Linked DNA regions of Homo sapiens: regions 1, 2 and 3 are each linked to region 4. Evidence: chromatin loops called from intact Hi-C (ENCODE). Cell type or tissue: dorsolateral prefrontal cortex. All regions are shown on one strand. Region 1 has its middle 20 kb from the start of HIPK2. Region 2 overlaps HIPK2 (homeodomain interacting protein kinase 2). Region 3 overlaps HIPK2 (homeodomain interacting protein kinase 2). Region 4 overlaps TBXAS1 (thromboxane A synthase 1).

Region 1 (8,000 bases), 200 kb after region 4:
ATTTGAACAACACTTAAAACAATATTTAAACTACATTTGATGGAGGGACAGATAAAAATCTCAGACTCCATGAAATAAAAGGTAAGAATGAGATAAGCCAACAAAGTGATATGAGAGAGTTGACACAGTTAAGAAAATAATGTGACTGGACGTGGTGGCTCACACCTGTAATCCCAGCACTTTGGGAGGCCAAGGTGGGTGGATCATCTGAGGTCAGGAGTTTGAGACCAACCTGGCCAATGTGGTAAAACCCCATCTCTACTAAAAATACAAAAATTAGCCAGACACAGTGGCGTGCATCTGTAGTCCCACCTACTTGGGAGGCTGAGGCAGAAGAATCGCTTGAACCTGGGAGGCAGAGGTTGCAGAGAGCAGATATCAGGCCACTGCACTCTAGCCTGGGTGACAAAAGGAGACTCTGTATCAAATAATAATAATAATGACATGGAAGAATTGTAAATAAACTTAGCAACCACAGTGGTTACAACTGGCAATGGAAGATAATTCAATCAGTGAAAAGAAAGCTAAGCATAGGACTGTATTCTGTAATGCAAAAGAAAAGGACAAAGATTAGCTGGGCATGGTAGCAAGTGCCTGTGGTCCCAGCTACTTGGGAGGCTGAGGTAGAAGGATTGTTTGAGCCTGGGAGGCAGAGGTTGCAGTGAGCTGAGTTGTGCCACTGCACACCAGCCTGGGTGACAGAGCAAGAACCTGCCTCACAAAAAAGAAAAAAAAAGGACAAAGAGATCAAAACTATCAGAAACAAGGTCTAGACATAGAAAGACAGGTGATAGAAATCTAGTTTTGAAGGAGAGAGAAAAAAAGAACAGAAGAGCTATTTAAAGATATTAGAAAAGAAAATATTTTTAAGTTGAAGCAAGACCTGCATTTGTAGATCAAAGCTCATCATATGTTAGCCCAAATTAATAAAAAACAGACCTAGATTTAGACATATTGTAGTGAAACAGTTAAATGTTGAAGGGGAATTTAACAATAATGTTAAAAAGCCAATACAAAGAAAACATTATTTTATTTAAAAACACATAAATGGAAAAATGTGGTCTGTCCTTGATTAGGAAGAGTTTTGATATTGCAAAGATACTGATTTCCCTCAAACTAACTGATAAGGTTAATGTCATCCCTAGTAAAATGCCAGCGGCATTATTTTTAAAACTGTCTCAAACTGTTTCTGAAATTATTCTGGAGTAATAAAAGATATTGATGGGGAGACACTGAATACAGGGAAGGAACAAATGAGAGTAAGGAAATATAGTTAGCTATAAACTATTTTGTAAGAAGAAGAAGAAAGTTTGGATGGAGTTGAATGAGTTTTTAAACATGAAAACAACAAGTAAGCAATTGATAACTGATAGGAAAAGACTAAAAATTTAGGTCAGGATTCCAGAGGACATGAGGAAATATGAGAAGGTCACAAACACTCTCAGATAGAAGGGAGAATATTCTATCCAAAGAGTCTGAAATCATCAAGAAACAGTAATATTAAAATAGTAATTATAATAGCTAACATATTGACCATTGCGTGGACAGCTGGAGAAACGATGGTTAACAAGACAAACACTCCGGGGTCTTTCGGAGCTTCAGGTCTGGGGGAGGCAGAAAAAAGATGAGGAAACAAACACAATCATTGCAAATGATAAAAAGGTATGAAGGAAATAAACAGGTAATAAGAATAGTGGCGGGAAGTGGGAATGACACTACTGAAGGAAGTCCAGAAGGGCTTCTCTGAAGATATTTAAGCCAAGACCTAGGAGATGAGAGGTGGAATGGATCAAAAAGCAGGGAGGAGGGTCATTAGGTAGAGAGCCTGGCCAGAGGTGGAAACGTGCTGAGATCAGTTCAGTCAGGTGCATTGAGGTCTTCGAGGAGGGAGGGAGAGGATAAGCCATGCAGGACCTTGGAAGCTACTATAAGGATCTTGGATTTTACCCTAGGTGCAATGAGAAGCCACTGGAGGCATGATACAACCTGATTTGCATTTTTAAACATTCTGGGCCACTGTGTAGAAAATGGATTGACGGGGCCAGAGGGGAGCAGGAACTGTCAGGAGGTTCTTCCAGAGTCTCAATAAAGGGTGGCATTGCCCTAAACTAGGGTGGTGAGCATGGAGAAAAGAGCTACAGGGAAACTCTGGAGATCCAGTCTGTGGGACTTGCCGACGGGTTGTTTAAGGAAGTGAGGGAAGACAGAATGATCCACACATTTCTGGCTTGGAACCTAGAAGTGGAAACTCTCCACTGGATAACAAGATGTGGATAGAGGGTGATGGGATATGGGCAGATAAAACGGTAATGAGGCTTGTGGGGTAGGGCCAGGCCTACTGCCCTAGGAAATTAGGAGACCTCATACACTCTGAGTCAGAAGCCAAGTGAAAGCCACATTAAGGAAGTTGTTCTACAACATGTGTGCTGGCTAAAATAGAAGGAGTCAAGTGGGAAGCCAATAAATGAGGACCTGGGCTTAATTCAGGGCAGCAAGAATGGCAAGGAAGGAACTAGGAAATCATTTGAAGAAAAATTTGGCAGCATATTGGGCTGGGCGTGGTGGCTCATGCCTGTAATTCCAGCACTTTGGGAAGCCAAAGGGGGGTGTATCTTTTGAGCTCAGAAGTTCAAGACTAGCCTGAGCAACATGACAAAAACCCATCTCTACAAAAAAATTTAAAAATTAGGCCAGGCATGGTGTAGTCCTAGCACTTGGGAGGCCGAGGCAGGCAGATTGCCTGAGCTCAGAAGTTCAAGACCAACCTGGGCAACACGCTGAAACCCCATCTCTACTAGAATACAAAAAATTAGCCAGCATGGCAGCGTGCGCCTATAGTCCCAGCTACTTGGGGGAGGCTGAGGCAGGAGAATTGCTTGAACCCGGGAAGCAGAGTTTGCAGTGAGCCGAGATTGTGCCACTACACTCCAGCCTGGGCAACAAAGTGAGACTGTCTCAAAAAAAAAAAAAATTAGCTGGGCTTGATGGCGTGCACCTGTGGTGTCAGCTTCTCGGGAGGCTAAGGTGAGAGGACTGCTTGAGCCCAGGAAGTGGAAGCTGCAGTGACCAGGGATTGCACCACTATACTCTGGGTGGCAGAGTGAGACTGTCGGAAAAAAAAAAAAAAAAAAGCAGTGTATGGAAGTAAAGAAGAGACAATCAAAGGTGACAATGGGAGAGGAATGGTGCTAATGTCTGACGGCAGGTGGAGAAGGAGGCTGGTTCTGAGAATGTTTCAGAGTGAGGACAGGGCTCCCAGATGGAAATGTCTGGCAGGCAACTGAAGTTACAGAACCAGAACTAAGATCTGAGGTCCAGACTGGCTGGCAAATGGGCCACATCCTAGAAAATGGAGGGTAATTCAATCTTTCACACACGGAATCAGAATCTTCTAAAAAATTAGAATACACACTTAAAATTCAAACTGCATTTGCTGGTCACACCACTCTACGTAATTCATTTTTCTTTGAAAATTCCGAAGCTTCCTTGGGTTCTTGTGCTTCAGGGTCACGATCAGGAACATGAATTATGGTTGGTATGAGACAACTTTATCTGAAACAGAACTACCATGGTTTGGGAGCAAATGTTCTCTTTGAGCCTCGGTGTAGGAAACAGACAAAGATGCTGATCTCCTGCATAGAAGGTTTCTATTCTCACACTTCTCAAAACTGACACAGATCACTATTTTTCAGCGTTAGCCCAGCTGACTTGCATTTTGTTTCCTGCTCTCGCTTCCACGTGTACCTTGTGAGCCATATGTTAGGCAGTTAATAACGTAGTTTCAGGAACAATACACCTGGCTTCCTCTGCTCACAGCACAGTGGAAACTTGGCTCCACCCATGCGGGAATCTCCCTGTTTTCTCCTCGGTTCGCCTCCCTTGCTGACAATCTCTTTCTCCCTCTCCTTGGCATCCATTTCTCATCTTCCTACCCTTTCGTGTTTTCTTCTCTTCCTGCTTCACCGGCTTCTTTCTTTTCCTTCTGGCTGGCGTGTCTCCCTCTTCAAGCTGCCTGCTTCATCCATCTTCTCCCCTACAGAGCTCAGAGATTTAGAACAGCACTTGCTTGAATCTCATTGTCTAAGCAATGACTGCCCTCCCTGACTTCTGTCTGTTAAAAAAAATAAAAATAAAAATTCTTGTCATTTGAGCTTCATGACTGCCTGAATTCTTGATACACTAAGATTTATTGTGTGTACACAATGGCGACCCCCAGGCTAAGCACTTTGAATGCATATCATGAGTGTTCCAAGGAGAAGAATTTCAGGAAGCATCTCTTTGTTCTATTTGGAAAACATAATTTTTATAATTATTCAAGGAGGTAATGCATGGAATCAAATGAATGCTGTGGCCAGATCCATGGCTGGGGTCCAAGGAGTCACTCTGAGGGCAGTGTGGCTTTTTTGAGGGAAGTTTGAACACTGTATCTCAGCTGTGAGTGGACATTACAGTGGTCAGCAGTACTTACTGCCTGTGCACTGACCCTTTACTTCATTCGTCTACCTTTTCCTCCATCCCACTCCCAGCCCCTCACCCTAAAGACTACACAGGAATGTAAAGAGTTGGTGAGAGTTGGGAGATTTGTTTGGGATAGGAAATGTTGGCAGAATAGGCCATCTTACAAGGTACTTTCTAGCCAACCAGCTGAGTCACTACATGGTGAAGTTAGTTTATAGTCTTTGTGAAGATGGATGGAATAACAAGACTTTGCAATGCTTCATTCCAACAATTCAGTCACTTTAATAACCAAACAAGATGTTACTATGTGAGGATCAATGCAGGGCCAATGGCTAACACTGTGGCCAAACCCCTGCCTGACCTCAATGACCAATGCAAGCAGAGCCACAGGGGAGAAGTAACCCGGTCAGCCACCCAACTGTGTTCTTTCCGAGTTGAACACACAACACTGAACCTGGACCCACTGCTCCCTAAAATGATTTTCTGTGGCTCCAAATAATCATTCTGCTCCAGGTAGTTATGGCTCTTCCTCAAAGCTTCTGTGAAAAATACAAAAACAGACAAAGAAGAAAGAACTCTTTTAAATGGCAGCAAGGTCTAGGTAGGCCTTCTTTCTATTTATGTGTAAAACTCGCTAATTATATTTTAATGGATTTTCTTCATGTTGAAACGTGTACATTAAATGTGGAGCCTTTCATTGACATTAGAATTGGCTGAGTCTCTATCATGAGAGCATATCTTACCAATTCTGTTAGTTCATTTAAAAATGGACATTGTGTCGACATGTCAAGCGCAAGTTTAACTGAGCTTAACAATGACGGATACAATTTTCAAAAAGTTAAAATACATGCATTGTATTAAGGCATTGCCTCTTCTTTATCCCAATGGTCATTAGAGGCTGCAGCCAAAATCGGAAACTTCTCTTCTTTTTTTAGATTAATAGACTTTATTTTTTAAGAGCTGTTTTACATTTTTAGAAAAATGAGCAGAAAACAGCATTTCCATATAAACCTGGCCCTCCTTCCAGTTTCCTCTATCATTAACATCTTACATTAATGTGGTACATTTATGACAATCAATGAGCCAATATTGATATGTTATCATTAACTCAAGACCATAGTTTACATCAAGGTTCACTCTTTGTGTTGTACATTTTATGAGTTTTGACAAATGTTTAATGACATGCATCCACCATTGCAGTACCAGACAGGATAGTTTCACTGGCCTGAAAATCATCTGTGCTCCACGTGTTCATCCCCTCTGTCTCCCCCAGATCCTGGGAAACCACTGTCTTCTTCATGTCTCCATAGTCTTGCCTATGCCAGAATATCATAGTTGGAATCACACAGTATGCAGCCTTTTTGGATTGGCTTGTTTCACAGTGCAGTATGCATTTAAGGCCCCTCCATGTCTTTCTGTGGCTTGATAGCTTATTTTTATCACTGAATGCTATGCCATTGCATAGATGAACCCTAGTTGGTTTATTCATTCCTTTTCCATTAAATACCGCTATGTGCTCTACATTTAACCAAGTTCTATGAGGATACCAAAAAATTCTACAACAGCTTTCTCCTCAAGGTTAGTCTAATTATGAAGATATATATTAGGCAAAATGATATAAAAGTATATTTTAAGGCAGTGAAGTATATGGTTTGTTCTAAACAAATGTGATCTAGAAAAGCAATGTTTTCAGGGGAACATGATCCCCTGAGATTAGACACATATTTTTTGTGTATATGTGTCCAGGGTCCAAGGCATTCATCACATTCTTAAGGGTATATAATATGCCCCCCACGAAATTAAGAACTACTGCAGAGATGAAGAGGGGTGCAAATGATAATCAGTTGCATTTGTAACTGGAGAAGAGCTTGTGAAGGAGGTAGGGCTTGGCCTGAAAACAGAAGGGTGGTAGTAGGGCCTGGTTACGTAGGCAGAGGAGTGGACAGAACCAGGAGAGGTGTGAAAGGGAGGCGGGGTGGTGAAACAGTGAGGAGGAACAGGTCTACTTTGAGTTAAGAAAGGGAAAGCTGAAACTGGATCCCTTCCTTACACCTTATACAAAAATCAATTCAAGATGGATTAAAGACTTAAACGTTAGACCTAAAACCATAAAAACCCTAGAAGAAAACCTAGGCATTACCATTCAGGACATAGGCATGGGCAAGGACTTCATGTCTAAAACACCAAAAGCAATGGCAACAAAAGACAAAATTGACAAATGGGATCTAATTAAACTAAAGAGCTTCTGCACAGCAAAAGAAACTACCATCAGAGTGAACAGGCAACCTACAAAATGGGAGAAAATTTTCGCAACCTACTCATCTGACAAAGGGCTAATATCCAGAATCTACAATGAACTCAAACAAATTTACAAGAAAAAAACAAACAACCCCATCAAAAAGTGGGCGAAGGACATGAACAGACACTTCTCAAAAGGAGACATTTATGCAGCCAAAAAACACATGAAAAAATGCTCATCATCACTGGCCATCAGAGAAATGCAAATCAAAACCACAATGAGATACCATCTCACACCAGTTAGAATGGCAATCATTAAAAAGTCAGGAAACAACAGGTGCTGGAGAGGATGTGGAGAAATAGGAACACTTTTACACTGTTGGTGGGACTGTAAACTAGTTCAACCATTGTGGAAGTCAGTGTGGCGATTCCTCAGGGATCTAGAACTGGAAATACCATTTGACCCAGCCATCCCATTACTGGGTATATACCCAAAGGACTATAAATCATGCTGCTATAAAGACACATGCACACGTATGTTTATTGCGGCATTATTCACAATAGCAAAGACTTGGAACCAACACAAATGTCCAACAATGATAGACTGGATTAAGAAAATGTGGCACATATACACCATGGAATACTATGCAGCCATAAAAAATGATGAGTTCATGTCCTTTGTAGGGACATGGATGAAACTGGAAAACATCATTCTCAGTAAACTATCACAAGAACAAAAAACCAAACACCGCATATTCTCACTCATAGGTGGGAATTGAACAATGAGATCACATGGACACAGGAAGGGGAATATCACACTCTGGGGACTGTTGTGGGGTGGGGGGAGGGGGGAGGGATAGCATTGGGAGACATACCTAATGCTAGATGACGAGTTAGTGGGTGCAGTGCATCAGCATGGCACATGTATACATATGTAACTAACCTGCACAATGTGCACATGTACCTTAAAACTTAAAGTATAATAAAAAAAAAAAAGAAAGGGAGAAGACAGAAGATTGGCTAGAAAAGGGAAGTTCTTCAAAGTCCAGAAGATATCTACACTGGGATTATAAAGCACAAAATGTCTTGTTCATCCCATATAGAAAGTGTTGGCTGGGTGTGGTGGCTGATGCCTGTAATACCAGCACTTTGGGAGGCCAAGGTAGATGGATTGCTTGAGGTCAGGAGTTTGAGACCAGCCTGGCCAACATGGTGAAACCTCATCTCTACTGAAAATACAAAAATTAGCCAGCATGGTGGTGCATGCCTGTAATCCTAGCTACTTGGGAGCTGAGGTAGGAGAA
Region 2 (8,000 bases), 400 kb after region 4:
CACAGTTTGTGAAGCACTGCATTCGATAAATTACCCAATGTTAGTCACATCCACTCTGATAGAAAGAGAGATGGCTAAGATATCAAACCTTTAAATATTTGATCTGTCCAAAAGGTATTTTACCTTAGTGACTATGCTTTAAGTGTCCAACTTTAGGCAGTGGTATTCAGTCTGAATCATCTAATGACCAAAGACAAGCAGAATAGTGATCATGGATTAAAAGAGCTTAAAACACAACATACACACACACACACACACACACACACACCAGTGAATCTATCAAGGAAGAATCACAAACGTTCATTTTAGATTTCTTAGAAAAATTAGGTTCAAGCAGTGACTTCCGCCTCTCTCTCATTTTTGCTTTGAGAAATCAAAGTAATTCTCAATTAAGCTATAGTCACAGCTAAGAATTTTACTTCATACTTGCTTGCTCTCAGATGTAGGTTCCAGATATTTGGTGATCTTAGAATTGTGTAAACTTAGATTCAGAAGATAACACAAGCTGGAACCTAGATTCTAATTGATAAATCAAAGGTAAAATGTTAAATAAAGGATACTAGGCAGAAAGCTTCTTGAGGGCCAGCGGTCACCCTCATCTAGCTCAACTCAACTACCCTAATCCCCTGTACATAGTTGTGGGACAGAACAAGTAAATAAATAAACTTTCAGAAACTTCAAGCATTGCTCATTAGAGCAAATTTATAAAGAAATCATTCTTCAACATGAATGAATCCCTTCCATACAGCTGTGTCCCTGTACTTAATTATCTTCTACTTAGTTCATATATGTTCTTTTTTTTTTTTTTTTTTTTTTTTTTGAGACGGAGTCTCGCTCTGTCGCCCAGGCTGGAGTGCAGTGGCGCCATCTCGGCTCACTTCTTCAAGCTCCACCTCCCAGGTTCATGCCATTCTCCTGCCTTAGCCTCCCAAGTAGCTGGGACTACAGGTGCCCGCTACCACGCCCAGCTAATTTTTTGTATTTTTAGTAGAGATGGGGTTTCACTGTGTTAGCCAGGATGGTCTGGATCTCCTGACCTCGTGATCCGCTCTCCTCAGCCTCCCAAAGTGCTAGGATTACAGGCGTGAGCCACTGCACCCGGCCTGTATGTTCATTGTTTATCTCCCCTTACTTTAGTTTTTGAGGCCAGAGACCAGGCCCTCACTCTCACACCCATGAGAATGTCTAGCACAACCCCAGGCACAGAATAAGTGTGGGTTCATGCAAATCAATTATGTGATTAGCAAACATGGTCATTGCACATGTCCTGTGTTCTACAGCAGGCTTGGCCAAGTGGGACCCAGCAGATCCTGCTTCCCCCAGCATGGCAGCAACTGACTGGAGTGGCCACCCACACATCAGTGCAGCATGCCACCGTGATTCCCGAGACCATGGCAGGCACCCAGCAGCTGGCGGACTGGAGGTAAGCAGGAAACCCCTCTAGGGTGAGTGGGTGTGTCTGGGATGGGAGGCACGTCCACTGCCAACACAGGGCTGCCAGGCTGGCCTGTACTTCAATTCCCCGGTTTGTAGAGAGCTTTTTAAAGCTTCTAAAAATATTGTGTGGACTATGAGTGCAGGGTAACAAGAAGCAATTTTTAAATAATATACCAGGATACAAGAAAATCAGTTTCATTAATTTATGCTTGGTTGTCATTTCCACCCAGAATTCAGTTATGTCATTTACTCATCAGTGTAATTCACCAGACTTGGTTCTGGATGATGTTTGGTAGTTTCTCAGAATTAAATTCTACGTTCAGAAAACAAAGGTCTGTCACCAGTGAAAGAATGCAGAAGAGGGTCCCCAAAGCCCTAAGCAATTCTAGAAAGTGTTCTGAAGATGTTTGAGACGGGGGTACTCTGGAGTCTATCTGACCTCCCACGGGATGGCTTGACAGAATGGGGTTTATTTGGAAGGGTAAATGCTGGCATGTTTGCTGAGTGTGCCTCTTCAGTTAATAGTCATATCTTACAGATCAGAGTCTACTTCCCACACACCCCAGAGGCGTCCACCTGACTGCCTGCCAGCACAGCATACCCCCTGCATCTGTTTCCAGAACTCTACCCTGCCCAACTCATGATTTCCTCACAGATGCGCTCCTCTGTTATTTTTATGGCTAGATACCCTTGTACCTTCCCCCGAACACCACCACAATGGCCCCTTCACCAGTGCAGAGCCAGATGGCAACCCTCCAAGTTGTCCCCAACTCCTCATGGCCCTATTGGGCTATCTCTCATTCTGCACGAATATCAGGACAGGTCACTCCCCTCAACCCCCTGACAGCCTCCATATCACACAGGGAACCTCCCACAGTTCTTATTCTGACCTACAAGGCTATTGTGAATTAAGATCTCTCCGAGAAAAGAAGAAAGGTGGTGATATAAGCCCCCAGTCAGACCCCTACTGCAGCTTCCTCCATTCCTCCAGTTCATTTTCTGCCCAGTACAGAGTACCTGGGCCCTTCCCCACAGTCCCACTCACTTCCCTTCTGGCAACGCCCTCATGCCACCACTCCAGCCTGGGCAACAGAGTGAGACTCCATCTCAAACCATGTAGAGCTGAGTTCAATCCTGGCTCTGCATGACCTGGGGCAAGTTAACCTTTATGCACCTCAGTTTCTTCTTCAATAAAGTGGGGATAGTAATGCCTGCTTCACAGGATTGTTGGGAGGTTTAAAGTAAGATAAAATACAAAGCACTTGGCCTATATTTAACATGCACCATCGCAGTGCCCGGTACATGACAGGCATTAAATAAACCTGTCATCTTCCCTCCCCACTATCACATCGGCCCATGCTCAGCAAGATTGCCTTTCCTCCTCCAGCTCCTTAGGAGCAGCCGAGTGGAAAGCTGTCTGACCAACTGGGTTTTTTTTTTTCCCTCGCCCCTTTTTCTCCTAAAAGACCACACACATGACATATTCCTTTTTTTCCCTTTTGTCTTTCAGCATTTATAGCTCATCTAATTTCAGAAATACACATACACTTACTAATTCCTACATATTTTCTTATTCCTCCTCCCTCCTTCCTTTCGTTTTGACATCTCTTACCTAGTGACCACAGGAGACATCTAAAGCCAGCATACTCTCTTCCTGGTCTCTCTCCATTTCATGTGTGAGCCAAAGAACATCTATTATTGTGGCTAACAAACAGAAGTACCAGTGCTAGGCCTGACTCAAAAGAGAAAGAGTGCCACCTGTCTACAGGAGAAAGAGCTACAACAAAATAAAGAAGCCATAATATCAGTTTCTTGGTCGGATGCAGTGGCTCACGTCTGTAATCCCAGCACTTTGGGAAGCCAAGGCAGGCAGATCACCTGAGGTCAGGAGTTTGAGACCAGCCTGGTCAGCATGGCGAAACCCCGCCTCTACTAAAAATACAAAAATTAGCTGGGCGTGGCAGTGCACGCCTGTAATCCCAGCTACTCGGGAGGCTGAGGCAGGAGAATCGCTTGAACCCAGGAGGCAGAGGTTGCAGTGAGCCGAGATCGCACCACTGCACTCCAGCCTGGGCAACAGACTGAGACTCCATCTCAAAAAAAAAAAAAAAAAAAAAGAAGCCATAATATGAGTTTCTAAAGTCCATGTAAATGCCCAAAAGGCGCTATCAAAATCCCTACAAAAGTGTTCATCTACTTCTTTTTTCCTGTTCATCCTTTTCCCCATGTTGCAACAATAGGTTCTTATAATTTTCTAAAATTCAAATGAATTATCCTTTAGCTTTGAATTTTATTATGTGTTAAATGAGCTCTTATGGGCCAATCTCTGAGTCAGTCACCACCTTTAACATTTCTGTGGGAAAACAAGGCTTTAAGCTTCATACAACCCAAATTATAAGAATTGTGAAACATAACCCGTTTTTAGGATGAGGGCTGCCAGTATTTCTATCATGACTGTTATTAATTTTGATTTAATACCAACTTTATACTTGTCTAGTCAACCTTCAGTTAATCTAATTATTCATTCAGCAAGCGTGTAATTAATTGATCAGCTGCTATATGCCTGAGCATTGTTCCAGCCACTGAGGGAATTCAAAAGAACATTAACACTTCCTAACACCAGAAGCATATGGCTCCCAGGCTTCAAAGTTTGTTTTTCACGTAAAGTATAATTTCTTCTTTAATAAAATGGTATTGCTAAGATATCCTGCCTACGTCACAGAGTGGAATAAAATAACCCATTGAAGACACTGTGTAAATTCCGCTTTTTCTTCATTTAAAAATTTTTTTTATAAAATTAAGGTGAAACTTTTTTTTTTTTTTTGAGACAGTGTCTCGCTCTGTCACCCAGGCTGGAGTGCAGTGGCACAATCTCGGCTCATGCAACCTCTGCCTCCCAGGCTTAAGTGATCCTGCCACCTCAGCCTCCCGAGTAGCTGGGCCCATAGGTGCACCCCACCATGCCCAGCTAATTTTTTGTATTTCTGGTAGAAAGGGGGTTTTGCCATGTTGCCCAGGCTGGTCTCAAACTCTTGAGCTCAAGCCGTCTGCCCTCCTCGGTCTCCCAGAGTGCTGGGATTACAGGTGTGAGCCACCATACCTGGCCTGTAAATTCTAAAATAGAATATTGTTCAGGATAAACACCTAGGTGCTCAGGGACTTTAAAAGTTGGAGGGAATATTTATCTCCAGTCCCTAGAACTTAAAAACTTGGAGCCGGTGTACTTGGCATTCTTCCCACTTGAAAGTCCTCTTTCTCACTCACAGCCAGTTATGTTTCACCTACTCCTTATGAGTAGAAGAAACCCACCCGTTGAGCACACATGGCCAGGCTCATCCCTTCAGCAGCTGCACAGCTAGTGAGATAACCAACTGCAGTCAGCGTTTAATTGGGGAGGAAGCTTGATCTTATAGAGGAGCTCTACTTTTAGAACACCTCTAAGGCACCTTGTTGTCCCGGTTGCCTTTCAGAAATACGCATGCTCACGGAAGCCATTATAATCCCATCATGCAGCAGCCTGCACTATTGACCGGTCATGTGACCCTTCCAGCAGCACAGCCCTTAAATGTGGGTGTGGCCCACGTGATGCGGCAGCAGCCAACCAGCACCACCTCCTCCCGGAAGAGTAAGCAGCACCAGTCATCTGTGAGGTAGGTGGTGAGAGCCACCCTAGGGAAGAGAAATCCCAGGGGATGTGAGTGCTAAAGAAATGTAGTTTAGGGAGTATCAGCACCCACTCTGAACATGGGACAGTTGCATGGGATGGGGGCACTCCTCTTCCTGCAGTGACTAGCAAAACATCCTGTACCACCTGGTTTGGCCTAGGGTTTGCAGGAAGCACTTGGTTTAAGACCGTGGTAATAGTGTAGGGATGGATGCAATGGAATCTTGCAGTGGGCAAGAGAGATTGGGCTCAACTCCATACAGCGTGGGCGAGTGAAAATTTATAGCCAAGGCAGGGTTGGGGGGTGTCGGTGGATGGGAAGTTACTAAGAGGAAGCATCAGGGGTAAGGGAGATTCTGCCTAAACTGACCTAACAGGATTCTTGCTAATGACAGGCCCGGGTGATCAGATATCACACCTGGAGGATGAGGAACCTCATCAGATATCGAGGGTGATCAGATATCAGGGATGGTGGGTTCTTGCTAAACTGACTTAGCAAGGTTTTTTGCCAAAAGTAGATTGTACAGCAGAGTGCACAGTTAGACCTAGGAGAAGGTTCACAAGCCTGACTAAAGTTTGGTGAAGCAAATTATCTTTTGTCACTTTCTACTTGTCTGGAGAACACTCAGCTTCACCTGAAGTTTCATTTTGGAAACAATTTACCATAATAATTGTTTTAAAATATTTTAAAATGTTGAAGTTGTTTAAAAATGTTTTAAAAAATACTAAAGAAATGTGCTTTCTTTGTATCTAAGATCAGAAGTTTAACTGATTTAGCACCTTGCTTAAATAGAAGCAATAGCTTGTTTAATCCCAGACACTAACCAGCAGAACACAAATCTTTCCCATTCCCTTTAAATCCATTCTCATCTCAATGAACACTTTGAAAAAATCAAGGTCAACAAAAGGCTGCATGCTGTATGATTCCATCTATATGGCATTTCGGAAAAGGCAAAACATAGAGACAGAGATCCGATTAGGGCTTGCCAGAGACCAGTAGGAGAGGAGGAGATTGACTGCGAAGAATCCTGAGGGGAAAAGCTCTAAGTCTGGATTGTAGGGGGGGTTATGACTGTGCATTTGTCAAAACTCATCAAACACTTCAAAGGGAGAAATGTTGCTATATGTCAGTTATACCTTAATAAACCTGACTTTTTAAAAAATGGAGATTTCCAAGCCAGAGAGAGAGAGAGAGATCGTGTGACTACAGGATTGCTCCTGCATCTCTTCCTAATGGCACAGCTTTGAGGTGCTTAATTGCTTATTTGCGATAAGTCAATCAAGAGAAATCTGGTATACAAAATGTCTAGTGATTTTGGTTTTCTGCTTCCTCATATAAGCAGATACCAGAAACTAGGCCTTTTTCTTTTCATTCTTATTCAAAAATTCATCCAAGGGCTGAAGTTGTCATCCTCCAAGATTCCTTATTTGGGTATTTCTGACAACTCAGGGAAATTTATCTCAGATCATTGGCAGCTTTCCAGAACGCTTTTGTTTGGCAGCCTTGTGACAGCTCACCCATGTCATTATTAGACTGGGTGGCAACAAAGTCCACTGTCTCAATCCTCATGGGCTGTCATGCCCAGCAAGGTCACATGGAGCACTACTCTGTCCCAGGACTGAGCTTAGCATCTTTGTGGTTCACCTTGGCTGAGTAGGGGCAGTAAGAACCCTTAGCCTCCCAACCTGTTTAGCAAGTCCCTCCTTTTTGTTTACTCACCACCCAGCTGACTTCATGAAGCCTCATTGCCAGTACATTTCAAGATCGATATAATTATAGTGAAAGGTATGTATTTGCTTATTTTTAAGACCAATGCCTTAGCAAAACAGTCTGAAAGACCAGAAGTCTCTCCCTTGTTGGTGATGTGGCCAGGCATACTTTTCCTTAACAATGCCAAGTGGAGATACTAAAACCATTGGTAGTGAAAAACATAATCTTAAAATTGTAATGTATTAGCAACGACAAATACATAGGTTTATAGTAAGTACAAACAATGGTACAATCATATCAGTGAAACATATTACCAGTCCCTAGAAGGAGCAAGCAATGTATCTGGCACTAGCTAGATAGGAAAATAAATCCACCTTTATTGAATTATTTTCATTTTACTGCCATCCCTTTAGCTAGAAGGTGCTAGAATCTCTAAAGACATATAAAAGTCTGAGTTTCATTATACATTGCTGTTAGTCTCTCACTGCATAGATACTACAGGTTGAGCATCCCTAATCCAGAACTCCAAAATTGTCCCAAATTCGGAACTTTTTGAGGATTGACATGATGCCGTAAGTGGAAAATTCCACACCTGACATGTGGTCTCAGTCAAAACTTTGTTTCATCCAGAAAATTATTATAAAATAATGTATAAAATGACCTCAGGCTATGTGTATAAGGTGTATATGAAACAAAAGAATTTTGTGTTTAGACTTGGGTTTCATCCCCAATATATCTCATTATGTATATGCAAATATTCCAAAATCTGAAAACAAAAATCCGAAACACTTCTGGACCAAGCATTTCAGGTAAAAGATGTTCACCCTGTGCCAGAGTCAGTGAGGATCTAATAGGGAGGGGAGAAAGTATTTTTCCCCTAAAGTTACCAAAAATCACACTGGTTAATTTAGTAAGGAATTTCAAGTTGATCAAAATTAAGATTAAAAGTTCTCTTTTTAAGAGTGCTTTTTCAAAACTCTTGCACTTTTCCAAATTTTCTATTACAATTTAGACTAATGCGCCTCCCATGAGGCTCCACGAGGCAAAATCCAGAAAAATCATTTTTAAGGTTTTTAGCAATTATATGCACACAAATACTTTGATGGTCATGTTCTTTTTCCAGAGGAGGAAAGAAGGAAAACTGAACCACTGGTCACCAAGGTTAGGTCCTTTAGATCCTGAAACTCT
Region 3 (8,000 bases), 380 kb after region 4:
ACTGAACTCCGGTACAAAGGAATCTGGACCCATCCCTCCCCTACTCTTGTTATGGGATTTGTCCTTTTTTTCTTTTTTTTTTTTTTTTTTTTTGAAGTAGAGTCTCACTCTGTTGCACAGGTTGGAGTGCAGCAGTACGATCTTTGCTCACTGCGTCACTGCAGCTTCCACCTCCCAGGTTCAAGCGATTCTCCTGCCTCAGCCTCCCGAGTAGCTGGAACTGCAGGCACACGCACCACACCCGACTAATTTTTGTATTTTTAATAGAGACAGGGTTTCCCCATGTTGGCCAGGCTGGTCTCGAGCTCCTGACCTCAGGTGATCTGCCCGCCTCGGCCTCCCAAAGTGCTGGGATTACAGGCGTGAGCCACCGTGCCTGGCCTGGATTTGTCCTGTTTCTGAGTGCCATAGGGGTCAGCCACAGAGCTGTCCATCTGTACCACAAGAAGAAGAAAAGCAGACTTGGCAATTTACTGGATAGGGCTCCCATGATTTCAGTCTTTTGATATCACGGGTAAAATGGGATGACTGAGAAACAGCTACGGATAGGAGACTGAGGATAGGGGTGCCCTCTACAGAGGTCCTCTTAGCCGTCTGCACCAAAACAGTCAGATAGTCACCCCCATAAAGCCTGGGGCTTTAATGACCTCAGAGTCCTTCCACCTCTGGGTTCTGTAAGGAAGAATCAGTAGAGTGTTTCACGGCTTGGTCACATGGAGACCGTGAGCATCAGCAACCAATTCAGAACTTCATCTGGGACCCAAGAGGGGCACTGACAAGTCAGAACTCAGAAATTAGCCTAAGAAGGAAAGGTGGGTCTCTGAACACACCTAGGCTTGCCTGAAAGTAGGCCTGATCCCTAAAGTTCTCTAGAACTTGCTGGGAAAACCTTGAAGAACTCCAGGGCAAGGATAAATCTCCAGGCCCATGCAGCTGTAGCGCCCCTGCCCTGGGAGCTGAGCCACAGCTACTGGATTACTAGGTGAAACAGACCCCACTCCTTTCTCCATACCAGGATTCCAGTGCACAATTTTTAAAAAACCAATCTTCTTATAAACCTAAAGTGAAAGGACTTGCCCTTTCCTAAAACCCAAAACTTGAAATATTTCAGTTGGAAAATTCTGAAGGGGTATGGAAATTTTGTGTTGAATTGTCACGAAACCAAATGCTTTAAGCCCATTCCAAAAAGAATATAAAATGCATTGGTTTTATGCTGCAGCCTCCACGCACAAGACCTTGGTACTTAGTAGGAGCTGAAAACACACTGGCATTAACAGCATTATTAGGAGTATTTTTACCTACTGGATACCGCAGAATATGTTTTCTTTTCTCTTCAGCATCATCAGTCCGTAAATGGTTATGTCGTGTGCATGACGCAGCCAGTGTAAGTGGTCAGAATCTTAGAAAGAAGTAGGACTCTCTAAGTCGCGTCTCAGTCAGTCATTTGAAACTTGGAATGCATTTTTCACAGGATGTTTGGGAATAGCCCACAGACACCTGCTTAGCCCCAAAGATAGCATACCCACAGAGTACTGAAGTAGTACACGTTTGTAATCCTAAAATAGTAGAAAACTTTTATTTTACTCATTCAGTTATTACATTTTTTATAATTAAAATAGACATTTTGAGTTGAAAATTAAATGAGTTTTTTTTCTTTTTCTTTTAATTTTTTTTTTTTTTTTTTTCCTGAGACAGGGTCTCACCCTGTCACCCAGACTGGAATATAGAGGCCTAATCATGACTCACTGTAGCCTCGACCTCACAGGCTCAAGTGATTCTCCGACCTCAGCCTCCTAAGTAGCTGGGACCATGCGCACGTGCCACCACAGCCAGCTAATTTTTATATTTTTTTTGTAGAGAATAGGATCTCCCTATGTTGTCCAAGCTGGTCTTGAGCTCTTGGACTCCACCCACCTTGACCTCCCAAAGTGCTGGGATTAAGGCGTGAGCCACCCCACCCAGACTAAAAGGGATTTTATTATCTTGAATATTAGCATTTGAGGAAAAGTAAGTTTAACTACAAGAAATGAATGAGAAGCGCTGTATAAATTCTGAAGGACACTTTTTGGTCGATTTTCAAGAATTTGGGTGGCTGAAGCCACTTGTGGCTTTCCTTTTCCCTGATGCTGGTTTCAGCACCACTTTTATACTTTACTTTTGTAGTTGGGGTTTTGTTTTGATACACAGATGCAATGGGGGAAGAAAAGGAGAAAATTTCTATTTCATGTAGCTGGACAAGACTTAGACAAGAAAATGAAGGCTGAAGTTGGTGAAAGAGGACGTATGTGTATACACGAAGGTAGCCAGTGATTACCTATCCTTGGCAAACTCCCTACCTCCCTAAGCTTCAGCCTTACTCGTGAAGTAGGGACGAGAATCATGTCTCCGTCTTATGGATGTTGCCGGACCGAGTGAGAGGTTGCAGAGTATTATTATTAGGACACTAATAAATGTTAACCACTATTATTAATTATTAGTATTATTACTGTTTCCATTACCTACCTGCACAACCCCTGTGGGAGAAAGTGTGGCAATAGGGTCACCATACTGGGTTGGAGAGTTCCTTGGCCGTCCCCTAGGTGGTGCTGGTGACCCAGGGTAGCTGAAGCAGGTGACTACAAGGGTTGTCTTTGGGAAAGGTGGAGGCGGGTTATAAGTGACTAGTTAATGTTCCCATTCAGAGAGCTTATACATTGGTTTGTGGGCCAGAAACCAGGCTGAGAGTTGAGAATGAGCAGTGATGCTGCAGGTGGACCTGATGTGAGAATGCAGTGTGAGCAGTCAGTTTTGTTGTGATATATAGAACCTATATGGAGAAAGGGTAGTAGGGCACTGGAGAAAATTCATCTGAATAACCGTGCCTGTTGCAAATGCACAGGCTTTGCACAAGCAATCCAAGAAACTTAGACCTAAAGTTTAGTTTCCCTGCTTGTCCTGTTTACTGAATTAACCCTTCTCTCCTTTCCTTTGTTTTCTCCCCTTCATCCCACGTTACCCTCTTCCCCTCCCCTTATGTCTCAATATGCCTCTGCCTTTTGCATGAACAGCGTCAAATCATGTTTCCAGAACATGGAGATCTGCAAGCGTCGGGTGAATATGTATGACACGGTGAACCAGAGCAAAACCCCTTTCATCACGCACGTGGCCCCCAGCACGTCCACCAACCTGACCATGACCTTTAACAACCAGCTGACCACTGTCCACAACCAGGTAAGTGGGAAACAGAAGGGAAGGAGAGGCGGGGCTGCACAGTGTGAGCCTCAGGACTTGTATTTTCCATCATACCTAGTCAGGAGGCAAAATTCCTGCTGTCATGTTCAACAACTAAACAAAGTATTTGCATCCAAGGTTATTTCCTTTGAGGGACCCAGGCACATTTTGTGTTGACTTCTGGCCCCATTGACAGGTCCCAGAAAGGACTGGTGAGGGCCATTCTTTCTGAGATGGTTCCCCTTACTGCTTTCCTCTGTCCTGATGTGGGAATAGGGGGAAGGGGGTGCTATGATCCTTTTATGCCTGATATGTGCCTGGTAAAGAATTCTAGAACTGGCCAGGCACAGTGGCTCATGCCTATAACCCCAGCACTTTGGGAGTTCAGGGTGGGAGGATCACTTAAAGCCAGGAAGTTCAAGAGTAGCCTGGGCAACACAGTGAGACGCCATCTCTACAGAAAATACAAAAAATTAGCTGGGTATGGTGGTGCATGCCTATAGTCTCAGCTACTCAGGAGGCAGAGGTGAGAGAAGTGCTTGAGCCCAGGACTTCAGGGCTACAGTGAACTATGATTATGTCATTGCACTCCAGCCTAGGGGACAGAGTGAGACCCCGTCTCAAAAAACAAAGAAAAAGATCATGGAAACATGGATTTAATCTAAAAAAAATAAAGATTCTAGAACTGGGAAGGACTCAGGGAATCACCCAGTTCAGGCCCTTCCCCTCGTCCCCACATGGCTGGATCTACCTGATCTCCTTTTGGGACAGATAAACCCTGTCCTTTCTCCGAGTCATGGAGAAAATCAGTTCATCAGCCTGTCACCAGAATCCCAGCAGCTGGAACTAAATGGGATCAGGAAGCTAAGGTTTTCTTCCCACAGATTTCCAGGAAATTGGCAGAAGGAGCAGCTAACATACTGCTTGAAACTTGGATGACACCCAGGCAATATTTATTGAATGAATAATCTCCAAGTCTGAGCTGAGACTGCCTCTAGTGTCTAAGAAACTGTAACTCCTACTCCCATCTTTCAATCCTCCTAGTTCCCCTAAAGAAGGGCCCCCAGATTTTTGTTCTTAATATCAATCTGGAATGAAAAGACTTCTGTGTGGATGTGTGTGTACCTGAAATGTGAATACCTTATGTCCATTCTTTTTGAAAGGTCCCTCCTGTCACTGAAGAGTCACTGCCCCCTGCTTTTCAGCCGCTCCCCTTCCCACCCTTTTCCCCTAGGCCATCCTTGTGGCACATTGGCCTGCTCAGGCCTAGCTTTTCTTCCCAGCCTGCCATCTCCCTTTGCCCAAATTCTAGGAGACACCACCTGGTATCTGCTGCCCTCTGGGGGCCGTTTGCATTCTTGAAGCTCTCCTTAGGGTGAAAGAGCTGTTGGGAGTCCGAAAACTAACCTTGCCCAGCCCTAAGGCTAAAGCATCCATAGCCAGACCTGTGAGCTTCTTGACAAAAATCAGCATGGTTTTGTTCATTACCTCCTTGAAGACATTTGTTTCTCCCACCAGCCCTCATGAGGCACCTGGTCTTAACTCCCTAACCCCAAACTACCTGTCCCCATCTAACATCTGCCCCATCAGGTATCAAAGGCATCTGTGAAACAGGAGGAAGGAGCACCCCTCCAATGCAGGCGTCATGTCAAGTGGAGTCTCCCCAGCAGGCTGTCCTTCCCATGGATGTCTTTCTGCCAGGCTGGAGAACTGTGGTCCCTGACCAGACGCGGGGTGGGGGGCCACCGCCATCTTGCTGGTGATATGACAGCCAGCATATCCACTCCAAAGGGTGTCGCAAAGACTCTGCAAAACTAAAAGGGTTGCTCATCAAAAGGCAGTTGTCAAATAAGAACACCCGTCTTCTCCACGGCACTGAGACCATCCAGATCTGGCTTGGGACTGGGGTGAAGTAGGAGTAGCTGGTAACTTAGTGTGATGCTTGGGCCAGAGTCGTGGGTAAGGGAAAATGACATCCCACAAAAGCAAAGGGTCCAAGAACAGGATTTCTGTTCTCTTGCATTGGATTCTACTACTCCCTACTTTTGAATACATCAGGAAAAAAAAATTACTCAGGACACACCTAGCCTTAAGCACTAAGGCATGCTTTCCCTCCACTGATACTGTTGTTATTAAATAACATCATTACTAATAGCTAACACTTATTATGTGCCAGGCTTTACTAAGCGTACCATAACTCTTAATCCTCCCAGCAACGTTGTGAGATAGGTTTTATTATTATCATTTCCATTTTAGAGGAGGAAACTGAGGCACCGAGTGATTAATTCTCTTACCCAAGGCCCTTGCTCGTTCATGAGAGGTGGGCTTAGGCTTTGCAGCCAGCAATCTGGCTTCAGAGTCTGGACTCTTAAAATATACATACACAGCAGCATAAGTAAGTCTTAAGTAAGTCTTATGGAGGTCCCCAAATGCCTTTCCTAGGTGATGTCTGCTCTTTAAATCCAACAAGACTTCTTCTGTTCATTGCTGGTTCTAGTAGCTAGCTTTCTACATGAGCTCCTTGGAGCTGTTTGCCCATTTAGATATTTAGAAGCAATACAATATATGCATAGTTTTATGTTAGAAGTTGAAGGACATTAAACTACTTAAAGAATCTCTTGCTACCTTTAACATATATCCAGTAGACTAACCAAAGAACCATTTCCCAAATGATCATGAATCTACAATCTTTTAGGTCTCAAGGAAGCTGGGTCAATAATTCATAACCCGTTAAGTCTCAAGGCAGCTGACTTCCTCTACTTTCTAAAACTTTCAGGTTACCCAGTTGGTAACATGTTGAATAATAAGTCTTCTCTCAGCTATTCCTTGTTTATCATGTGGATCAGCAACTTCTCTAACATTTCCGTGGAATTCTATTATTTGGACCTAGCCTTCTACCAAGAATTTGAATTTGAGTTTATAGACCAAGCTCAAACCCCTTCCTTCTGGAACCATTTGAACGTCTACTACAACTGCTTCCAGGAATCACTTCTTCCATTTTTGGAAAACCTGTGTCATCAATAAACTTGCTTTTTCACTAGGCACAGTGGTGCACACCTGTAATCCTAGCTATTTGGAAGGCTGAAGTGGGAGGACCACTTGAGTCAGGAGTTCAAGTCCAGCCTGGGCAACATAGCAAGACCCCAGTCTCTGATTTTTTTTAACTTGTTTTTTCTTGTTATTACTATCTGTCAGCTGCAAGAGCTCTTCCCAGTTCTCTGTGTGCTCCTCTCTGGCAAGTGATAGGCTAGCTACCTTTCTGAGAGCTAAAGGAGGATATACAGAAGTAGAAAACTTTTTGTTGCCCTCACATGGGCTTCTTCAACTGGTCCTTAAGCAGGGTTCGAAACTAGGGGAAAACCTTATGCATGTCTGATGGTCACACTGGAGACTGGGTCCATATCAGGACACAAGTGCCATTTGTCCTTGAGTCTACAGAGCTGGAAGATTCAGCCTCTCAAGGAGCTCATGGTCTCCATGGTGAGACAGGCTGTAAGCAAAAATAGTTTAATCAAAATGCAGAATAGCATGTACTAGGGGCCAGGTAGACAAACAGATTATGTGTTACAGAATCGAGAGGAAGGAGAGACCACTGCAGGCTGGAGGAAAACACCACTAAGACACAGCCCCTCCCTCCCAGGAGACTTTAGGCTGGAAAGACCAACTGTACTGTAAGGCAGATTGTAACAGGAGCTGGGCTAGAAGGCTATATTGTACTGTGTGATAGCAAAGGAAGGAGCAATTCATTTCCATTAATGGTGTCTGAAAGGGTTTCACAATGGGGCATGTGGGACCCAGGCTAGGCCTTAAAGCCCAAAGGCTTGGAGAGAATGCTATGGGTCAGAGAGCTTGTATGAAGGGAAAGGCCTGTGCTCACAGTATGCTTGGAAAACAATGAGTAAACTAATCTTGGTGTCAGAAGAGTGGAGAGCAGAGGGAGATAAGTCTAGAAGGTAAGGTTGGCCAAACCAGGGAAAACAGGGCACTAGACCAGGCGCATACCATGTTCATCAAGCTGTAATTGGGATTTTGGAGCAGGGGTGCTGACATGCACAAAGGTGTCTTGTGGAAAGAATGATCTACCCTCTGTGCTCAAGAAGGCTGGAAGGGAAGTAGAGACCAGAACATTTCTAGTCAGGGCCTTATAGGTCCCAGGCACCAGGAAGTCACAACTGAAAAGAGTCAGTGGATTCCAGGGACATCAGGAAGGAAGCAGCAGCAGGAGCAGTGGCTGGCAAGAAAGTGGAACCACCGAGCAGAAGTTTGGGAACCTAGAGGATACAGGTGCCAGGACCCCCAGCAGGGACACCCACAGGGGCTAAGGGCTGGGGGGAGTCTAGATATGAGCAGACCATGGGGAATGTGGAGGGTTGAGGGGGAAGAAGCCTCCGGAAGAGATCGCGATATGGAGAAAACAGGAAATACAAGTCATGTCATCTGACAAAACACAGACACTGATGCCCACATATGTACACACGTGTCCCAAGCAGACTATGCGACGCTGCAAAAGCACACCCACTTTAAAATATGTGGCTTAAAATCAGACATCTGTGCCACTCAATTTCGTGATTATTTTCAAACAAATCAATTTGCTTTGCAATGAAATTTAGCACAAAATCTAAGTATAGAAAACATATGTAAAATAAGACTTTGTCCTTTTTATCAAATGTGACATCCATACACACCCTACTTGAAATTCTATTTGTGTCCAAGATATCTTCGTGGTTTCTTCCTATGTATTCCCTGGTCCTTGTAACTTCTAGAGGCAAAACCTCTTGTAGACAGTGCTG
Region 4 (8,000 bases):
GGTTTGGATGGTTTTCCCAAAGCTCTCCCGTCTGCATTTCTGGGAACGGTTCTAACTTTAGAAGGTTATCACCCAACCCCACACTTCCCACTCCCATCACAGGCCACTGGGGCAGCTGGCTGAGCAAGTGACCAATGAAAAGGGCTCTGTGCGGGGGTTAATCCTCTGTGGCGCTGTCTTGAGAGTCTTCATAACTTTATCTTTTATTTATTTATTTTTTTTTTGAGACAGAGTCTTTTTCTGTCGCCCAAGCTGGAGTGCAGTGGTGTGATCTCGGCTCACTGCATCCTCCACCTCCCGGGTTCAAGTGATTCTCCTGCTTCAGCCTCTCAAATAGCTGGGATTACAGGCATCTGCCACCATGCCTGGCTAACTTTTGTATTTTTAGTAGAGATGGGGTTTCACCATGTTGGCCAGGTTGGTCTCCAACTTCTGACCTCAAGTGATCCGCCTGCCTCGGCCTTCCAAAGTGCTGGAGTTACAGGCGTGAGCCACTGCACCCGGACGTAACTTTATCTTTGAATCTGTGCTTTGGAAGCCTGGCTTATGCATGGCTCCACCTGTGGCTGCCTCCCACGACCAGCTCTCAGCTGCCTGTGCTCTCCACCTGGCTTCCCCCTTTCTGCCCTGACCTATGGCCACTGTTGCTGTCCACACTTCACAGGGTCCTGGGTACAGGCACAGAGAGGGCCAGGATAGGGTGCATGCACCCTGCAGCATCTCGGGTTGGCATGGTGGTGGCCGTCCCTGCCCTAGGCTGGCAGCACACAGTGTATGTGGCGGGGCCGGCCGGAGGCTGTTTCTCGATGGGGGCAAACCTCTGCCCACCCCTAGCCCAGGTACTGAGGGTGTCATAGCACAGAGGTTTAGAGATCCTTGGAGGTTAGTCTGCTGTGGCTGGCTGGGGAAGGCTGTGGAAAGGGGAGACAGCTGGACCAATTTCCCTAGATCCTGCCTCCCTGGCTGGGTCTCAGTGCATGTGTCTGGTGGCTGACAGGGCCCTTGGATGCCTGGAAGGGTCTGGACTCCCCCCGCTCATCCAGTATGTCCAGGCCTGAAAGAACATCCCCGTTGGGCAAACCTGGAGGCAACTTGTCTTCCTGCTTCCAATCTTTATGAGTTTGGTTTGTGTTTGTCTCTTCTGGCCAACAAGTCACAAACACCAATTGTGTAATTTCAGTGGTTCTGCATATAAGTTAAACGCTCTGAAATTTACATTTAAAACTGGCATTGTTTGATATAAAGATGAATGGTAAAATGCTTGCTAATAATTTAACATTGAGTTTTCTTTACTTAGAACAACAGTAAATGGAAAATAAAAAGCACCATGACAAGTCGAAAAAGAGACTGCAGAAGAAACAAAGAAGCTCGCTGAGTACCACGATGGACACGTCCCCCTGCTTTGGGAATAAAGGCTACCACGCTTTTATTTCTCACTGGGCCTCACAGATCCTGTAGCCAGCCCTGCAGGCCAAGATTGACTGGCCCAAAGGGGCCAGTCTGGAAATTTCGATCTGGGACAAAGAAAAAAGTTTTTCTCCAGCAGGTGGCGATTGAACACAGGGAAGTGGAGACCCATTGTTGGCCACATTCGGCCTTGTGGATTAATGAGCAGAAAACAGCAGTTGGCCTCAAGAAAGAAGAAATGAATCAGATGTATACAACAAAGCAGAAGCAAAGGACAGAGAGACCATTTCTCGGTGCCCCATGGAGTTCCAGTTCCTGTTGCCATCTGCTCCTGGCAGGTAACCCTGTGGGTGGCATCTTGGTCCCTTCCAACAAGTTCTCACTTGCAGCTGAAGTTAGCAACATTCTGAATTCCATTGTCTGCAACCAAACGAATCTTAACAAATGCAGGAATATGCATGTATCAAACAAGAAACAGAGGTGCGGTACACAAAAATAGGGAACTATATCTCAAAAAGAAAAACTGGATCTGGAAGCAGCATCCCTAATGGGTAAATGGTGTTGGTTCCCCGAAGAAAACTGTATGGCTTGTAAGTTGTCACGGTTTGTCAAAGAAAGAAAATTTTTAAAGATAGGCTAAGCGAATTTTGTATTAGAAAATCAAAGTCTTTACTCTTTCCCTAGATAGGCTTTTCTCTTTTTAACTGTGCTTCTAGGCTTTTAGATCAAGATGCACATGTAGGCCAGGTGCGGTGGCTCACGCCTGTAATCCCAGCACTTTGGGAGGCCGAGGTGGGTGGATCACCTGAGGTGAGGAGTTCAAGACCAGCCTGGCCAACATGATGAAACCCTGTCTCTACTAAAAGTACAAAAAATTAGCTGGGCATGGTGGTGGGTGCCTGTAACCCCAGCCACCCTGGAGGCTGAGGCAGGAGAATCGCTTGAACCGGGAGGTGGAGGTTGCAGTGAGCTGAGATCACAGCCTAGGCATCAAGAGCAAAACTCCATCTCAAACAAACAGACAAACAAACAAAAAGATACGTATGTAAAGACCATCTTGGTTCAGCAGTTCTCCATGTGGCTGCATGTTAGAAACAGCCAGCTTTTTTTTTTTTTTTTTTGAGACGGAGTTTCGCTCTTGTTGCCCAGGCTGGAGTACAATGGCCCGGTCTCGGCTCACTGCAACCTCTGCCTCCTGGGTTCAAGCAATTCTTCTGCCTCAGCCTCCCGAGTAGCTGGGATTACAGGCACCCACCACCACGCCCGGCTAATTTTTGTATTTTCAGTAGAGATGAGGTTTCACCGTGTTGGTCAGGCTGGTCTCGAACTCCTGACCTCAGGCAATCCGCCTGCCTCGGCCTCCCAAAGTGCTGGGATTACAGGTGTGAGCCACCGCGCCCAGCCAGAAACAGCCAGATTTTTATATGTTTTAGTATAGATGGATGCTTGGGCCCTACTCCCCAGTGTTGGTCTGAGGTGGGGCCTGGGCACCAGCTCTCCCTTTTTAGCCCCCTGGCTGTCCTAATGTGCACTCAGGGGCATAGGTCTTTCCGACTGTCTGTCTGAGACCTACCCTAGCGCTTCTCCACACCTGAGGAATGAACGGATGAGGCAGAAGGACGCACACACCTCCATGTCTTAGTCGAACCAGCGAGACAACAAAACTCAAGTCCCTATCCCACTCACTGGCTGGTCCACCCAGCAGTTGCTGGCTTTGTCTGCAGCTTTCAGGAATAGCAGGGACAGAACGGTCCTGAGCAAATTCTGCCAGCAGAGGGCAACAAGCGCATGCTAAATGAGGACTCCCCGTCCCGGGAAAGGACCTTGGAAATCCTCCCAGCCATCCTTCCTTGACAGAGAGGAGAAAAATGAGGCCCAGAGAGGAAGGCCTGTGAACCCAAAGTCTCAACATAGAATTTATTATAAGTCCTCTTTCATTCAGCAGTTCCTCAGCGGGCACCTTGGATGGGTCAGGTGCGGGACCAGGTGCTGGGGGTCCAAGGAGGCTCTGTCCATTGAGGAAACCGATTCCTAAACAAATCATGACATGGATGTGTAAAGTGTTATCGAATGTGCTTACGAGGAATGCAAAACCAGTTCTGTTTAGGAGATCCTTCATTTACATATTCAAGGAATACATATGGAATTGGCGAGCATGATTCACCAGGCACTGTGCTAGGCCCGGGAGACGTAACTTTAAAATGCACGGACATGTCCTAGCCTCTCGGAGCTTCCAGTCTATCAGGATGCAAACAAGTGGATAAGGGTGAGATGGGAGAACAGATGAGAGACACACATCTCCCACATTTGGGATCAGGGACTCTGTGAGGAGGAAGCGACAATGTCCAGGCTGAGATTTTTAGGATGAGTGAGAATAAGCCAGTGAAAAGTGGATGGCCTTGTTCAGAGGCTGCTGCAACCAACCTAAAACAAATATGAATCAATCAGGGAACTGTGAATCCAACAGGATATTTGATGCTCTCAAGGAATGAACATTCATTTTGGTTTTAGTTGATAATGGTATTGTGGTCATGTTTAGAAAAGAATTCTTATCGGCCAGTCACGGTGGCTCACGCCCATAATCTCAGCACTTTGGGAGGCCAAGGCAGGGGGTGTCACTTGAGGCCAGGAGTTCGAGACCAACCTGGGCAACATGGTGAAATCCCATCTCTACTCAAAATAGAAAAATAGCCAGGTATGGTGGTGGGCGCCTGTAATCCCAGCTACTTGGGAGGCTGAGGCAGGAAAATTGCTCGAGCCTGGGAGGTAGAGGTTGCGGTGAGCCGAGATAGTGCCACTGCACTACAGCCTGGGTGACAGGCCCTTGGCACACCTGGTCCTCTGTCAGTACATCCAGGCACCAACGTTACCAACAGCTAGTGAGGGTGCTGTGGGTCTGCTGGGCCTGGAGTGTCTCAAAAATGTGGGGGACTGAGCAGAATATTCTCTTATTTCAAGCCAGGAAGCACCTGAAGCTTCTATGTTTCCAAAAGATAACATGAAAAGCCATCCCCCAGGGTTCTCTCTGCCTCCTGTTTCAAAGGCCAAATTACTGAGAATTAGAGCTGGGGGGAAATCTCAAAATCAACCTTTGCTGTCCACACCCAATGAGGAAGCCCCCCCTGCAGCGCCTCCCCTTGACCTTGGCCTGGCTTTGGGTCCCACAAGGGAGGCAAAGGGCAGGGTTCTGTTCCGGGTCTGTAACCCTTAGCCATGGCCTTGGGCCAGTCGTCAGGACAGTATCTACAGGACCCCTCGTCTGTAATGCTGTCCCACCCATCTTGCAGAGTAGAGTGAACAAGAAGATGAAGGTGGAAGTCTTTGGCAACTGGAAAGTACCTCCTAAGCAGGTGATATTTCTGTTTGAACACATTCAGTGGCGGGAAAGCTTATTTCAACATGAGGCGCTCTGCTCTCTCTATTGAACTAGGCTAATAGGATGTGTTAAGGGAGAAAGAAATTCTAAAATCCTATCAAATTCATTTCAGCTGGGACTTATTTTATAAAATAACTGCTCTTAGAGGGTTGAAAATTAAATATTGGGAAACATGGAAATAAAATAAACAGAATCTTTACCTAGTGATTTACATTCTCAAACCAGAGTTTCTTCATTTTGGGGGAGACTTTTTCATATGTAGTTGATTTTCAATGGGCAGTAACTTCTAATTTTATTCCTAAGATTCTTGGTCTCTTAGTCTTTCCATCATATAGTTTAGGATCTAGAAACCAATATGTGTTTGTTTATTTTCTTGCTCTGTGGCCCAGGCTACAGTGCAGTGGTGCTGTCATAGCTCACTGCAGCCTTGAACTCCTGGGCTCAAGCGATCCTCCTGCCTCAGCCGCCAGAGTAACTGGGACTACAGGTGCAAGCCACCATGCCTGTCTAATTGTTTTTTGTTTGTTTGTAGAGATGCGGGGACATCTCACTATGTTGCCCAGGCTTGTGTTGAACTCCTGGACTCCAGTGATCCTCCAGTCTCAGCCTCCTAAAGTACTGGGATCACAGGCATGAGCCACTCTGCCTGGCCCAATATTTAAATACATTTAAATACAATAGATTAACCTGATGGTTTAGGGAACTAACTCTATGGGCAATCTATCGATAAATCCTTTTATGTAGGAAATAACAGTACTGCCCTCTCCTATTAATCTCTTTTCTATATTTATCATTTTGTGTATCATTTTCTCTGAAAGCTAGACACACACACACAGTCACACACCTACACATACGCCACACACTGGGTGTGTGTGCAGATGTCATCTGGAGTATAAATGAGAAAAAGAAAATAAAAATGTCATTGCTTTCACAAAGATTTTTCCTGGAGATTCACGGACCTAATAGAAAAATTATCATTTTTCTATGTTGTTAAAGGAAATAGAAGCAGAGGTGGCTTCAGTTTTCTTCTTCAGAGCAGTAGGAACAGCAGCATCTGTAGTAGTTATGCCTACCCAGCTGTCACTAGACTTGGTCTTATACTAAGAAGTAGGCCAAGTGATGCTGGCCCTTGCCCTCTAGAAGCCGGAGCTGGAAATCCCTTAAGCACGAGGACAGCTTGGGGCAATACAGCCATATGAAGAATAAAGATTTCCATTCACTCTGATTCTCCAGGGACCGTGGGACTATAATATGAAACCAAGCCGTGGAAAATGGGGTGACCTTCGCTTTGCCCTTCTGACCATAAACCAGAGGCAAAGCCCCTCACCCTTGCAACTGGTTTTTTGGAGACAGAGTCTTGCTCTATCCCCCAGGCTGGAGTGCAATGGTACAATCTCGGCTCACTGCAACCTCCACCTCCCGGGTTCAAGCGAGTCTCATGCGTCAGCCTCCCAAGTAGCTGGAATTACAGGCGCTCACCACCATGCCCACGTAGTTATTGTATTTTTATAGAGACGGGGTTTTACCATGTTGGCCAGGCTGGTCTTGAACTCCTGACCTCAGGTGATTCACCCACCTCGGCCTCCCAAAGTGCTGGGATTATAGGCGTAAGCCATGGCGCCCGGCCAGCCCTGAGTTCTTATGGCAAGGTTGGGAGGGAGCTGAGGTTCTCTGAGCTCTGACATTTCACCTTCTAGATCCCATAGCTCTGTTGTCTGAGTGGGTCCAGTGAGCAGTTTCAAGGCTTGCAGGGAGATACGATGGAGGTTTGGTTATGAGAGGGGGTGATAAATCTTTCCATCCACATTGCTGGCTTCCCTGGCCAATGCCCAGAAAGTTCTCTGTGCTAGCTTCAATAATTTGGCAGATTTAGATGTTGAAATTCATCCATACTCGAGAAAAAGTAATTAAGAGAGTGTACATGGCATCTATTTATACCTGCTTTAGAAGGGGACAGAACCCGTCTCATAAAAACACAGAGATTTTTCCAGGTGTTTTTGTACTCTGAGGCCCAGGCCATTAAGGGATTAGGTGCAGAGATGTAATGAAAAAACATAAACCAGGCTGCGTGCGCACACAAACACACAACCCACGGGGCATCAGTCTTCTCCATGATGGCTCTGGGCTGAGCTTCACTGACAGTGCTGACCTGCTGCAGAAATTGCTGTCTGCAGAGATCTAGAATAATAATAGTGTTTTGCCTTGTGAAACACTTTATTGCTCACCAATGGATTTTTACATCCATTATACCATTTGGTCTTCACAACCACACTGTGAGGTAGGTAGAGCAGCTTTTATTGTCTATTTTATAGATGAAAAAAAACCAGATATTTGGAGAGGTGAAGTGACTTGTCCCAGGTCGCACGGCCAGTTAATGGTAGAGTTGGAACTGAATCCAGGTCTTCAAATTCCAAGCCTTTTCCATTACCTGGGCCTACCTGGTCTTACCTTCCCTCCCTCCAGCCTTCCCTCCCTTCCTTTCCTCTTGTACATTTTATGGAAGAATAACACGCATATGGAAAAATATGACACAAACACAAACTTAGAGCTCAATGAATTTTCACACTGTAAGCATTCCTGTGTAACCAGCACTTAGACCAAGACAGAACCTTCCAGCACTTGGAAGCACACCCGTGGCCTCTCCCGGTCACATGCCCCTCAGTAGTAACCACTGTCTTGACTTCTAACACGAGAGATTACTTTTGCCTCTTTGTCTTGAACTTCCTATAAATGAAATATTTCCATGCAGGCTTTTCGGTCTGCCTTCTTTTGCTCAGTTTCATGTCTGTGACAGTCACCCATGTTGTGTGTTGTGGTGTGTTCATCCTCATGATTTGGTGCTCCATTGGGTGAGCTGCCCCGATTTATCCATCCTTTTCCTTGTCAATGGACATTTGAGTTGTTCCCAGGTTGGGGGCCATTATGAATAAAGCCTTATGAACATTCTTGTTTATGGCTTTTGGTGAACAGAGTACAGGTTTCTGTTGGGTGTACATCTGGGCATGGCACTGCCGGGTCATGAGGGATGTGTATGTTCAGCTTTAGTAGATATTGCAAACAGTTTGACAGACAGGTTGTTCACACTGCCTAAAATTTTAACAGTGAATCAGTTGAAAAGCAGCCTGTTGACATCCTAGTTTCTTCTATTTACTCTAACTGCAGGCTCCTCCCCAGTTTCTTCTCCCTTCCTTGCTAATATTCTGAAATGTAACCACTA

What was found. Hi-C counts contacts between places; a loop is a spot of excess contacts. Peaks named below come from ENCODE experiments on the same cell type or tissue, not always from the same donor. Only the 100,000 strongest peaks of a DNase experiment are listed, where the experiment ranks them.
Region 1: it touches region 4 in a loop (4-fold over the local background); 13 of 110 quality-filtered maps call a loop at or near these places.
Region 2: a loop joins it to region 4, with 4 times the contacts of the local background. A loop is called at or near these places in 71 of 110 quality-filtered maps.
Region 3: it touches region 4 in a loop (5-fold over the local background); 79 of 110 quality-filtered maps call a loop at or near these places.

Annotation. Positions count from the first base shown.
Region 1 is chr7:139,794,207-139,802,206 of GRCh38, reverse strand. It overlaps a transcript of TBXAS1 not described here. Among named protein-coding and RNA genes, the nearest start is that of HIPK2, 20 kb to the right of the region's middle. In dorsolateral prefrontal cortex, a CTCF peak has its summit at 3,114; no DNase peak of the experiment used is centred here.
Region 2 is chr7:139,597,504-139,605,503 of GRCh38, reverse strand. HIPK2 (homeodomain interacting protein kinase 2) reads left to right here. Exons shown (of 15, transcript NM_022740.5): 10 at 1,281-1,423; 11 at 4,908-5,087. All of the region lies in intron 2 of LOC105375530 (a long non-coding RNA gene), which reads right to left. Among named protein-coding and RNA genes, the nearest start is that of CLEC2L, 78 kb to the right of the region's middle. In dorsolateral prefrontal cortex, a CTCF peak has its summit at 3,210; no DNase peak of the experiment used is centred here; H3K27ac peaks cover 3,582 bases.
Region 3 is chr7:139,615,611-139,623,610 of GRCh38, reverse strand. HIPK2 (homeodomain interacting protein kinase 2) reads left to right here. Exons shown (of 15, transcript NM_022740.5): 7 at 3,048-3,210. Among named protein-coding and RNA genes, the nearest start is that of CLEC2L, 96 kb to the right of the region's middle. RefSeq lists an enhancer at 2,661-2,720. In dorsolateral prefrontal cortex, CTCF peaks have their summits at 2,572 (motif pointing right) and 4,534 (motif pointing left); DNase peaks (open chromatin) are centred at 2,577 and 4,530; H3K27ac peaks cover 1,998 bases.
Region 4 is chr7:139,997,653-140,005,652 of GRCh38, reverse strand. All of the region lies in intron 9 of TBXAS1 (thromboxane A synthase 1), which reads right to left. Among named protein-coding and RNA genes, the nearest start is that of PARP12, 61 kb to the left of the region's middle. RefSeq lists an enhancer at 2,971-3,030 and a silencer at 7,377-7,577. In dorsolateral prefrontal cortex, CTCF peaks have their summits at 1,575 (motif pointing right), 2,983 and 3,183 (motif pointing right); a DNase peak (open chromatin) is centred at 3,182; H3K27ac peaks cover 1,153 bases.